2 separate regions of the Mus musculus genome follow, and region 1 is linked to region 2. A link is a loop called in an ENCODE intact Hi-C map of the cell type or tissue named here. Cell type or tissue: heart. All regions are shown on one strand. Each heading gives the region's core, and the rest is flanking DNA. Links, peaks and the distances in the headings are about the cores only.

Region 1 (5,611 bases), core at 474-5,473, 100 kb after region 2:
TCCAGATTCACCCTGTTCAGATTCCCCTTCCACCTGAAGTGTTATAACCTGTCACCCACACAATTCTAAACAAGGAGAACAAAATACCTATCCCACAAAGGCAACCTCTAGACTTAAATGAAAAATGTATGTAGAAAATTCGTAGAATACCCCTAAATGTAACAGGTTCTTGGTAAATATTCTTACTGGTTCAGTGGTTAAATTTGGGCTTGAAAACTCAGTATGCAGACATTGAGCCAATCCATCAGTCCTCCAACTTACTCAGAAAGAGAGAAAGAGGCACGTTCTCTCTCATCATCTTGACAGAGGTAGAGACCCTGTCTAAGAAAGAAAAAAAAAAAAAAAAAAAAAAAAGAAAAAGGGAAAAAAAGGAAAAAAAAAAACCCTTCAAATTGTCGTTAGTAGGCCTCCTGTGTGTACTGAAGCACATATGCATACACATGCACTCATACACAACTATACACCAAGCAAAACAAAATCCCCAAATAACAATCACGCAGATTTGTCTGGAGTGGTGGCCCAGGCCTACAATCCCAGGGAAAGAGTATTGTTGAGTGTTTGAGACTAACTTGGGTGGCAGTGGGAGTACACCTCAGCTAGGGCTGCGTAAGGGGCAGAGAGAGGAGTACCAAGAAGTACTAGCCATAAAGAATGGTCACCCCTCAACACCAGCCTCAATCCGACCATGGGAGAAAGTGTAGCCCTGCCAGAAAAGAAAGGAAGGCTTGCCTGGAAGGACAGCAGAAGCACTCTCCTTCCCTTCTACTGGATAACCACGCTAAAGTGTCATTGCTAGTTGTCTGTTTTAACTGGCGAGGAAAACAATAAAGATTTCTTTGTTCCTGAACACCTATTTAAGTTCCTTGACAGCTGTAATAGTCACAAGGAACAAATCTACTCACATGTCTAGTAGAGTCCAGCTGGTATTTGAGAAACGTGATCAAAACACATTTTTTACAAAGGTCATGACCCAAGACTTCAAAAACTGAGTCTAAGCTCACATAAACACATCACCCTTTTTGACTGTCAAAAGTCAACAACATACCTATCAGTTTCACCAATAAAGCATTTATGTCAAAACGCTAGCTTCCATTTTATTCCTGGATGATGCAATGTCCACAAATAAGGGTTGGGAATGTAACTCAGTGGTAGAGCTCTTCTCTAAGCTAGGCAGTGGTGGCGCACGCCTTTGATACAAGCACTTGGGAGGCAGAGGCAGGTGAGTCTCTTGTTTGCAGCCAGCATACTTTACAGAGTGAGTTCTATGGCAGGTGGGGCTACACAGAGAAGCGCTATCTCAGACCCCCCGCCAAAAAAAAAAAAAAAGAGCACTTGCTTAGCATGTGATTAGCCCTAAATTTAATCCTAAGTAAGCAACAGTAAGCAAGAAGGAATACTGAACACAAGCAAAATAGCATAGGCCACAGCAGGAAAGAAACTAAGACAAGTCAAAAATATACTAAGTGAAATTCAATACATCTGGAAAACACATTCAGGCACCAACATTTCTCCTCTGGACACCTGCTCCTCACTGCCCTTAGACGCCCTAGGTCCCTAGAGCAATGGCTGACTTAACAGTCCTACAAACTGGTAGGACTGACTAAAACACAAAGCTTAGGCTCGGTTGTCATCAAAACTTTTAAAGTTGCTTAGAGGAGGAACCCTTCTCAGTGGCTATTGCTTCTACACCAAATATCCTGAGAATAAAGTGATATTAGCCAGTATTGTGTCACCAATCTAAAAATGCTATTCACATATAAAGATTTTTACTGATTGTAATGCCTCTCTAAATGTTTCTATATAAGTGGAATGAAAGCAAGCTTTTTAGTGAACAACCTTTACTTCAACAGTTCTCTTCAGTTTCTCTTCTACTGGGCCAATTAGATTTCCAATCTGCTGAGGTGGGTTGTCCCTCAATTTTTGGTAGTAAAAGAAACAGGAAATCACGAAACCAGTGTTGAGTGCAAGTTCGTTCTCTCTCTCTCTCCTCTCTCTCTCTCTCTCTCTCTCTCTCTCTCTCTCTCTCTCTCTCTCTCTGGGTTAAAGATGTGAACGGCAACAATCTAAGTCCTGAAGTGACATCAGAAGAGTAGTCAGATTAGGATCTGAAAGGCTATTCTGGTCTAGAAAACAAGCCAACGGACACAACAGAAGACCCGATAAACCTAAGATCTGGCTCAGTTTCCAGAAGTGGGAATTAATTCTATTAAGAATGTTTCTGGGGCTGGTGAGATGGCTCAGTGGGTAAGAGCACCCGACTGCTCTTCCGAAGGTCCGAAGTTCAAATCCCAGCAACCACATGGTGGCTCACAACCACCCGTAATGAGATCTGATGCCCTCTTCTGGTGCGTCTGAAGACAGCTACAGTGTACTTACATATAATAAATAAATAAATAAATAAATAAATAAATAAATAAATAAATAAATAAATAAATAAATCTTTGGGAAAAAAAAAAGAATGTTTCTGCTGGGGGTTGTGGCGCATGCCTTTAATCCCAACACTCAGGAGGCAGAGGCAAGCGGATTTCTGAGTTTGAGGCCAGCCTGGTCTACAAAGTGAGTTCCAGGACAGCCAGGGCTATACAGAGAAACCCTGTCTCGAAAACAAGCAAAACAAAAAACAAAAACAAAAACAAAAAAAAAAGAAAAACAAGAATGTTTCTGGGGGCCGGAGAGATGGCTTAGCGGTTAAGAACACTAACTGTTCTTCCAGAGGTCCTGAGTTCAATTCCCAGCAACCACATGGTGGCTCACAACCATCTGTAATGAAATCTGATGCCCTCTTCTGATGTGTCTGAAGACAGCTATAGTGTACTCATAAAATAAATGTACCTTAAAAAAAATGTTTCTGGGGCTGGAGAGGCAGCTCAGTGGTTAAGAGCTTTGTTCTTCCAGAGGTCCTGAGTTCAGTTCTCTGTAACCATGTGGTAGCTCACGACCATCTATGCCGGGATCTGATGCCCTCTTCTGGCATGCAGGCATACATGCAGATAGAGCACTCATAAAAATAAATCTTAAAAAAAAAAAAGTTTGACCATGAGTCTCTGAACTATAAGCTACTACATTTTGTTATACTGTTCAGTCATAAATATAATAAAAGGGCAGGTACAGGAGCTATTGCTACAGTGGCTGAAGCTGTACTCAGCATCCACCTCTCCCCATTCACTCTTTAAATTGTAATATGTACCTGCTGTTGTCAAAATATTTGACCCTTAGTTTGTGTACACATTGGCAACAGGCTCTCTGCTCAGTATGAAGAAATTCTAGGAGGGCAGGATAGCTTTTGACTCAATGAACTAGTTACTATGGTACACTGAGAAGACTAGCTAGTGCTTTTGAAGTACATATTGTCTCAAAGTATACAAAGCTCTTCTCAATTGACAAAAGTTAACTAGCTATCTAGTCTCAGGGCCTAATCTGGCCCTGCTTTTGTTTTATAATCTCTGTAGGGCCTTTCTTACCTTACAGCTGTTTCCTCTTTCCCTAACTTCCTTTCCCTTCCCACCTCTCCTTTGATTTTCTCCCCAATTTCATTCAGCACTGAAAGCATGGGGAACAGATGGTCGTCAACCCAAGGCAGTGCAAATGCTTCATGCGTTTTACGTGTGAAAGCCCACTGCTGGCTTTGTAATAATGTAATACATTATTTCTGCTTTTTTTTTTCCTTTGGTGTTTACTTTAGACAAGAATGTCACAATGTAGTTATGTTCCTTATATGAAAATTATTTCAGAACTATTTATTAAACTACATATAGTTTGGAATGGAAAACACCACTTAGTGGTACTTATGTGTTAGAATTAGTAACTTGGAGAAATTTGTCTATGACCACCTACATAGGTATACTTAATAAAACTAATGCTAACATCTGAGAAAGCTCCCACATATGTTCAATATACAACTCTTTCAATGAAAACAATTACTCTGCTCTCTTAAAAACTATATATAAGCTGGGCATGGTAGCACATGCATTTAATCCCAGCACTTGGGAAGCAAAGGCAGGCAGATCTCTGAGTCTGAAGCCAGCCTGGTCTACACAGTAAGTTCCAGGACAGGCAGGACTATATAGTAGACCCAGTCTTTAAACAAACAAACAAACAAAAGTTCCACAATCCATATGATCTGATATGACTAATCTTCTCATCAGAGAACTGTAAAAATTCAAGCTAACCTGACCAATGGTAAGATGGGAGGTTCATAGGTGGGAGAGATCCAACACTTCTTTAGCATAGATAAGGAATTTTGCTTGATCCCCAGAATTCAAAGAACAGGTGTATGTGTGTGTGTGTGTGTGGGTGCTCAGTAGGTAAGACACTGTTGTCACTAAGTTTGACAGTTTGACAGCCTGAGTCAGATCCCTAAGGCTCCCATTAAAAAGAGAAAATTCCCACTAGTTGTCCTCTGACTTTCCACATATACATATAATGTAATGTAATATAATGTACATATAATGTAATGTAATATAATGTAATAAAATTTTTAGCTAGGCCGTGGTGGCGCAAGCCTTTAATCTCAGCACTTGGGAGGCAGAGGCAGGCAGATTTCCGAGTTCGAGGCCAGCCTGGTCTATAGAGTGAGTTCCAGGACAGCCAGGGCTACACAGAGAAACCCTGTCTCAAAAAACAAACAAACAAACAAAAAATTTTTTTAATGGGCTGGAAAGGTGGCTCAGCAGCTGCTAAGAGCACTGGCTGCTCTTCAGAGGACTCAAGTTCAATTCCCAGATCCCACATCTTGCTCACAACTGTCTACAAACCCAGTGGCAGGGAATATGACAGACACCCTTCTGATCTCTTTAGGCACTAGGCATTCAAGCAATGCAGACATACAAGCAGGCAAAATATCCATATACATAAAATCAAATTTAAAACAAAACCAAAAACACTAACAATGTGTTGAAGTGTTCTGAGTTGGAGACACATTTAAGGGAACTCAAGAAGAGAAAGTGACATCATAAACCCAGCATTTCACAACAGCAGTATACTCATACAGCTTCAAGAGTCACCCAGCCCTCCAGATATCATTTAAAAAGAAATTGTTTAGACATAGTCCCCAATCAGGCCATGATCAGAATTCAAAATAGAAGGATGCATTGAACATTTTGAAAAGCTAGTCAGGGCATCTCAATGACAACCTTCCCAGTTGACATGAATTTTAATCAGTTGTAGGCTGTAGAATGCAAACATTTTGACTGCATACTGAAAATTGGCAAGTTTAGCATACCAACTTAACAACTCACCTATCTCAGCTGATAACAATTCAATTTGGGGATGGGCAATGGTGGCCCAGGCCTCCAATCCCAGCACTTGCTGAGGCAGGTAGATCTTTGTAACTTAGGAGACCAGCCTGTTCTACAGAGTTAGGTCTAGGACAGTCAGGCAGCCAAGGCTACACAGAGAAACTCTGTGGGTTTGCTTTTGTAGATCTCATATAAACTTTAATGTATACTCAGTCAATGTAGAAGCTGGAGCTCTAGCTCAGTTGGTAGAATGTTTGCTTGCTTAACATCTAAGAGTCCTGGTTCCACTCCCAGTACCACACAAACTGTCTCTAGTCCCTAGCACTTGAGGGGAGTAGGCAGAAAGATCAAAAGTCATTTTCAACTACATAGCA
Region 2 (5,611 bases), core at 270-5,269:
CAGGGATAAGATAGCCTGAGGATCAGAGGGCTGGGCCCGCATGTGAGCCTAGGAGGGCTCACATGGATTGGGAAAGTGATTTCAGGGCTCAGCACCTCGTCTTCCTCTCTGGCAGAAGCAGTGTGTGTGAGAGAGAAATGCTGCGATGGAACTTATCTGGGTTCCTAGGATGGAGGAAGTCCCTGCTGGGACAGGCTGTGGTGGGCTGTTCTGAGGCCTTGGTACCTCATGCTATACCCGCTGAGGAAATCCTGTGGTTTTAATATCTTCTGCCAGCTGCATGCTAGCTCCTGGTCTTGCCTTTCCTCCAGACACTCCCTCTACACCACAACTATGCAACCTACTATGCTCTCTGCCCAGATGCCCACCAGTAGCTCTGACAGAATAGGTTGATCCAACCCTGCCTGTGTCTCCTGTCTATGCACCACCTCTGCCCGCTGAGGTCAAAGCCTGGAGACCATCTTTAAGAACGTATCCCTGGGCTGGAGAGATGGCTCAGTGGGTAAGAGCACCCGACTGCTCTTCCAAAGGTCCTGAGTTCAAATCCCAGCAACCACATGGTGGCTCACAACCATCCGTAACGAGATCTGACTCCCTCTTCTGGAGTGTCTGAGGACAGCTACAGTGTACTTACATATAATAAATAAATAAATCTTTTAAAAAAAAAAAAAAAAAGAACGTATCCCTTAGCCAGGCATGGTGGTGCACGCCTTTAATCCCAGCACTTGGGAGGCAGAGGCAGGAGGATTTCTGAGTTCGAGGCCAGCCTGGTCTACAGAGTGAGTTCCAGGACAGCCAGGGCTACACAGAGAAACCCTGTCTCAAAAAAACAAAACAAAACAAAACAAAAAGAACATATCCCTTACACCCTCCATTCAACCCACAACAATCCCCATCTTCCTTGCCTTTTAGACTGTCCCTCAGGATCTGGTGGCTTCTTGTCCTCTGCCACCTCCCTGTTTCCTTGTGGACTGCATGTTGTGGCCACATGTCTTTCCTTACCTCCAAAGTCCCTGGCTGTTAGTCCTTAGACCACATCCCAGAACTTCACCATGGTCTATAAGATCCTTTGTGTTCCTGCCTTCAAATGTGTCTGTATGGAGCCTAAGGACGCAGCTCAGTCAGTAGGGTGCCTGTGTGTCACGCAGGAGGCTCTGGGTTGAGTCCAGCACACTGCATAAGCCAGGTGTGGTGATGCACACGTGTGATCCCAACAATCAGGAAACGGAGGCAGGAGGAACACTTGCTTCAAGGCCATCCGCAGTTACATAGCAAATTCAAAGCCCGAGTGGGACACAAGCAAAAGAAGTACAGGTGTATGCCCACAGGTACACCCACAGAGACATGCAGACACACGTAGACACGTACTGACGTGGCTGCCGTTCATCCAGCCACCCTGAGCACTCTGTGCAGATCACTTGACCAACAAACCTACACTCTCCTTTGGGACCTTAAGCTCTCTCAGCACCTTGTCTCTCCTCCTTCTGGTCCCTGCCACATTGTCAGGGAGACTGCTCTATCAGCTCAGTCTGTCTTCCGGCATTCCTTGACCTTTGCCCTGCTTTGTCATCCTCTGTCACAAACATCATATACAGTGCACTTGCCAGTGACCATCTTCTACACTAGATCAGCATTTTTTAGGGCAGATTTGCCACATCCAGTGTGGAGCTCCCAGTGTCCACAAAGCACCCAGTACAGTCAGCCTGTGCTAACTAAGTGGACGAGCAGAGAAGCAACCGGTGGGGTAACACAGTAACCAACTATGGGTGTCCAAAGCCCAGCAGCCGTTTGGATCCCACAAGCTCTCTCTGACTGTCATCAGGGCCTTCTCTCCCTGCACACAATTCTGACGGCTACACAATCAGCCCCAGGGGTCAGGAGACAGTGCCTCTCCCACTGCCAATTTGACTGTATTTTTCCCCAAGCTAGAACAGGGTCAACCTAGAACTTGAGACCCCAGAAGGAGGTATGAAGCTGTGGGCCAGCACTTACTCTCTCCCTCTCCCTCTCCCTCTCCCCCTCTCTCCCTCTCTCTCCCTCTCCCTCTCCCTCTCCCTCTCCCTCTCCCTCTCCCTCTCCCTCTCCCTCTCCCTCTCCCTCTCCCTCTCCCTCTCTCCCTCTCTCCCTCCCTCTCCCTCTCCCTCTCCCTCTCCCTCTCCCTCTCCCTCTCCCTCTCCCTCTCCCTCTCTCCCTCTCTCCCTCCCTCTCCCTCTCCCTCTCCCTCTCCCTCTCCCTCTCTCCCTCTCTCCCTCCCTCTCCCTCTCCCTCTCCCTCTCCCTCTCCCTCTCCCTCTCCCTCTCCCTCTCCCTCTCCCTCTCTCATCTCCACCTACCCCAGACTTCCTCTCTGTCAGTGGATGAGGAGCGTTTGGAACATCTGGTCCACCTGCAATAGTCTTAAGGGACTCATTTCTTGCCTAAGAACCATGCATAGCCCAGTGACACCAACAGACCAGGCCACTAGGTGGTGTCCCAGGGCCCAGGCCACAGCGGCTCCTGGGAAAGGGCTAACCGCAGCTGCCCTCCCAGAACCTTGTTGTGCCCCATCCCCCACCCTTGGGACTGACGGGAGGACAGAAGAGCCACTGGATAGCACAGGCATCTCAGAAAGGGGTGGGGGTGGGGGTTGGGGTTGCAGTCAAGACACCACTTTCTGTGCTCTCTCCTCAGGAGATGGAATTAATCCACCCAAGGCATTTTATCCTCCAGTGCCTACCCGGACTGGGAATCCTGGGCAGCCAGTGCTGCGGCAGAGCCTCGAGACAAGCTATCAGACCTGAAGGGTGACATCTGTACCCTACCCATCTGGGAAGAGAAGGGGGGCCCAGGCTGACTGCTTCAGCAAGACTCCATGATACCAGGGCCAGAGGGGTCAGAATGAGGTCATGTGGCTAAGTCCCAGGGAAACCTTAAGTGGGTGACGCGGTGTGAACAGAGAAGCTGCTGGGCTCGGCAGCCGCCTCCTCATACAATTGTCACCTCGGACACCGTGGGGGTGGGTGCAGGGCAGTCTGCCGAGTTCTAAGGCATCAGAACTGAAGAGGCTCGAAAAGGGAGGAGGGAGAGGTGGATGAGCAAGAGGTAGAAGCTACGGTCTGTGTGTGTGTGTGTGTGTGTGTGTGTGTGTGTGTGTGTGTGTGTGTGTGTGTGTGTGTGTGTGTGTGTGTGTGTGTGTGTGTGTGTGTGTGCGCGCGCGCGCGCGCGCGCGCGCCCGCGCCCGAGCCGGCATGTGTGTGGCCAAGCACCCTGGGGAGGAGGGGCAGCGCTGACAGAGCCGCCTTGTCCTCCGGCCCCTGCACAGGCTTGTTTTCTTCACAAGCTATTAATGTCGCTGTAGCTTCAAAAGCCGGGTGACCTTTAAATGCCGAGCCTCCTGCTCCCGCCCAGGGCTCGGAAACGGCTTAATGGATACTCAGCCCCAACGGTCACAGCTGCTCGGACGACAACAAAGCCTGCCTCATTCCCAGAGCCCCCAGAACTGCAGGGCAGCTACACCTGTGCCCATTCTCTAACCCTGGCGCAGCAACCAGAGCAAGAGGCCAGGTTGGACATGGCGGGAGGAGGGAAACCCGAGGGAAAAACACTGTTGCCACGCCCTGTTGTGTGACCTGGGTTGGTCCCTTACCTCTGTTAGTCATCTCTTTTTCACGAGGATTTTTTTTTTGAAAGTGCTGGAGGGGATAAGGAGAAAGGGGCGGGGGAGTGGGGAGTAAAGGGGGCGGGGTGTGTCCTGTAGAGATGGCTAGGCAGTTAAGTGAGTTTGCTGCTCTTGTAGAGGACCAGAGTTCAGTCCCCAGCATCCATTAGCTGGCTCACAACCACTTGAAACTCCAGTTCAAGGGATCCAAAATCTTCGTCTGGTCTCTGTGAGCACCTGCATAAACATGGTATACACAGAGGTGCACACACATACACATAAAGAAAAATAAATTTAAAGAAGAAAAAAAAAAAGACGCCCAAACTCTCTGCTAGGAGGAGACATGGTTTCCAGTCTGGAGAGCTAGCAGGGTGAGAGGTTAGGCCATACCCAGGACTAGCGCATGGCACAACGCCTCTGTAACCCCTCCTTCTATCTAAGTGGATCTGCGCTGCTTCGTGAGGAGAACCTTGCCTGACTCTTCCTTCTCCTGCATCAACACAAGTGACCGAGTCTGTAGCCACATGTGTCTGAGGGTGAGGCACCAGGGCAAAGGACTCCAAAGGAAGTTAAGATCCCTCCCCCACGGGCAGATCTGGCCCTAGATCCTCAGCCAGCCCTTGGGCACCATCCTTCATCCCTGCCCTGACACTTAGCAGCCATAAAAGGAGCCCTGAGGAGTCCAGTCCCTCTTCCAACTTTGATGAAGCTCTGCAGACATTCATAACACAACCAGCTCCTGTGTTAAGCTCATGGGTGGTGGCTCATACCTGTAAGCACAGGATGAATGCTAAATGGGCTGATACTGGGAGAACCCAGGATCAAAACAGAAAACTAAAGTATGTGTGTGGGGTGGGTGCGTGCCTTTATTCCTTGCACAAAGGTACAAAGGCAGGAGGATCTTTGTGAGTTCAAGGCCACCCTGGTCTATATAGTAAAATCCTGTCTCATAAATAAATAAATAAGGCCAGTGAGGTAGCTCAGTGGGTATAGGCACCTGCCACCACCTCTAACATCCTGAGTCCCACCTCCAGGATCCACATGGTAGAAGTGAACTCATTTCTGCAGGTTGTCCTCTGACCTTCATATGTGTGCTTGAGTGAGCTTAAGCACACATACATACAGTACAAATAAATTCAATGTAATAACAGATACTATTATTTTTAAGGCCAGGTGTCATAGTTCACACCCTGCAATCCCAGCACCTGAGGTTGAATCAGGCAGACCTCTGTGAGTTCAAGGCCAGCCTGACCTACATAGTGAGTTGCAGGCCAGCCAGGGCTACATAGTGAGACCCCTGTCTCCAACAAATGATAACGGCATCGTAGCCACGATGACTGATGCCCACCGCCTGAGCCTCTCTCCTCACCAGGCACCGTGGCAAAGGGCCTCACGTGTATCAATGTTCTTTATGCTTTCTGCAGTCCTATGCAGTAAATGCTCCCCCACCCTCTCCAACGGTATAGACGGAAAAGTGAGCTACAGAGAGTGAAACACTTGCTCAAGGTCACATGGCTAAGTGGCCAAGCTGAAATCTGAACCCAAGCTGTCTGATTCCAGATTCAACACAGCATCCGTCAGGCTGGAGAGCCACTCTGTTCCCTGGCACAGACCACAGAACGGACAGAGAAGGAGCACACGGCAAAGATCGCCAGACTGGGGGCAGCACTGAATCCCAGGGCACAAACTAACCCTAAGGGAGCTGAGGAGGGCCGGAGAGGGGTCTTCCAGTTATGAAATAGTGTTCAAGTCCAGGGAGCAAGGTAAGAAAGGGCTGGCGGTAAAGTTATATCTAGAAGAACAGAAAGCTCACAAAACCCAGTTTTCTTACCAAGCTCCTATTCCCCTTCCCACCAAAGCTGTCAAGTTGCCTGAGTAACAGACTGTTTACCAAAACCTGGGCGGGTTAGGGAATATTTCCACAACAGCTTCTCTCTCTATCAACAAACGCAGCCAACTCAGCCAACAGTTCAAC

Evidence for each region. Hi-C counts contacts between places; a loop is a spot of excess contacts. Peaks named below come from ENCODE experiments on the same cell type or tissue, not always from the same donor. Only the 100,000 strongest peaks of a DNase experiment are listed, where the experiment ranks them.
Region 1: it touches region 2 in a loop (6-fold over the local background); 11 of 42 quality-filtered maps call a loop at or near these places.

The regions. Positions count from the first base shown.
Region 1 is chr11:88,059,765-88,065,375 of GRCm38, reverse strand. No RefSeq gene overlaps it. Among named protein-coding and RNA genes, the nearest start is that of Vezf1, 5.7 kb to the left of the region's middle. In heart, for the core only: a CTCF peak has its summit at 2,986 (motif pointing left); no DNase peak of the experiment used is centred there.
Region 2 is chr11:88,159,143-88,164,753 of GRCm38, reverse strand. All of the region lies in intron 1 of Cuedc1 (CUE domain containing 1), which reads right to left. Among named protein-coding and RNA genes, the nearest start is that of Mrps23, 42 kb to the left of the region's middle. In heart, for the core only: a CTCF peak has its summit at 2,474 (motif pointing right); DNase peaks (open chromatin) are centred at 2,533, 2,883, 3,463, 5,213 and 2 weaker places; H3K4me3 peaks cover 1,809 bases; H3K27ac peaks cover 3,867 bases.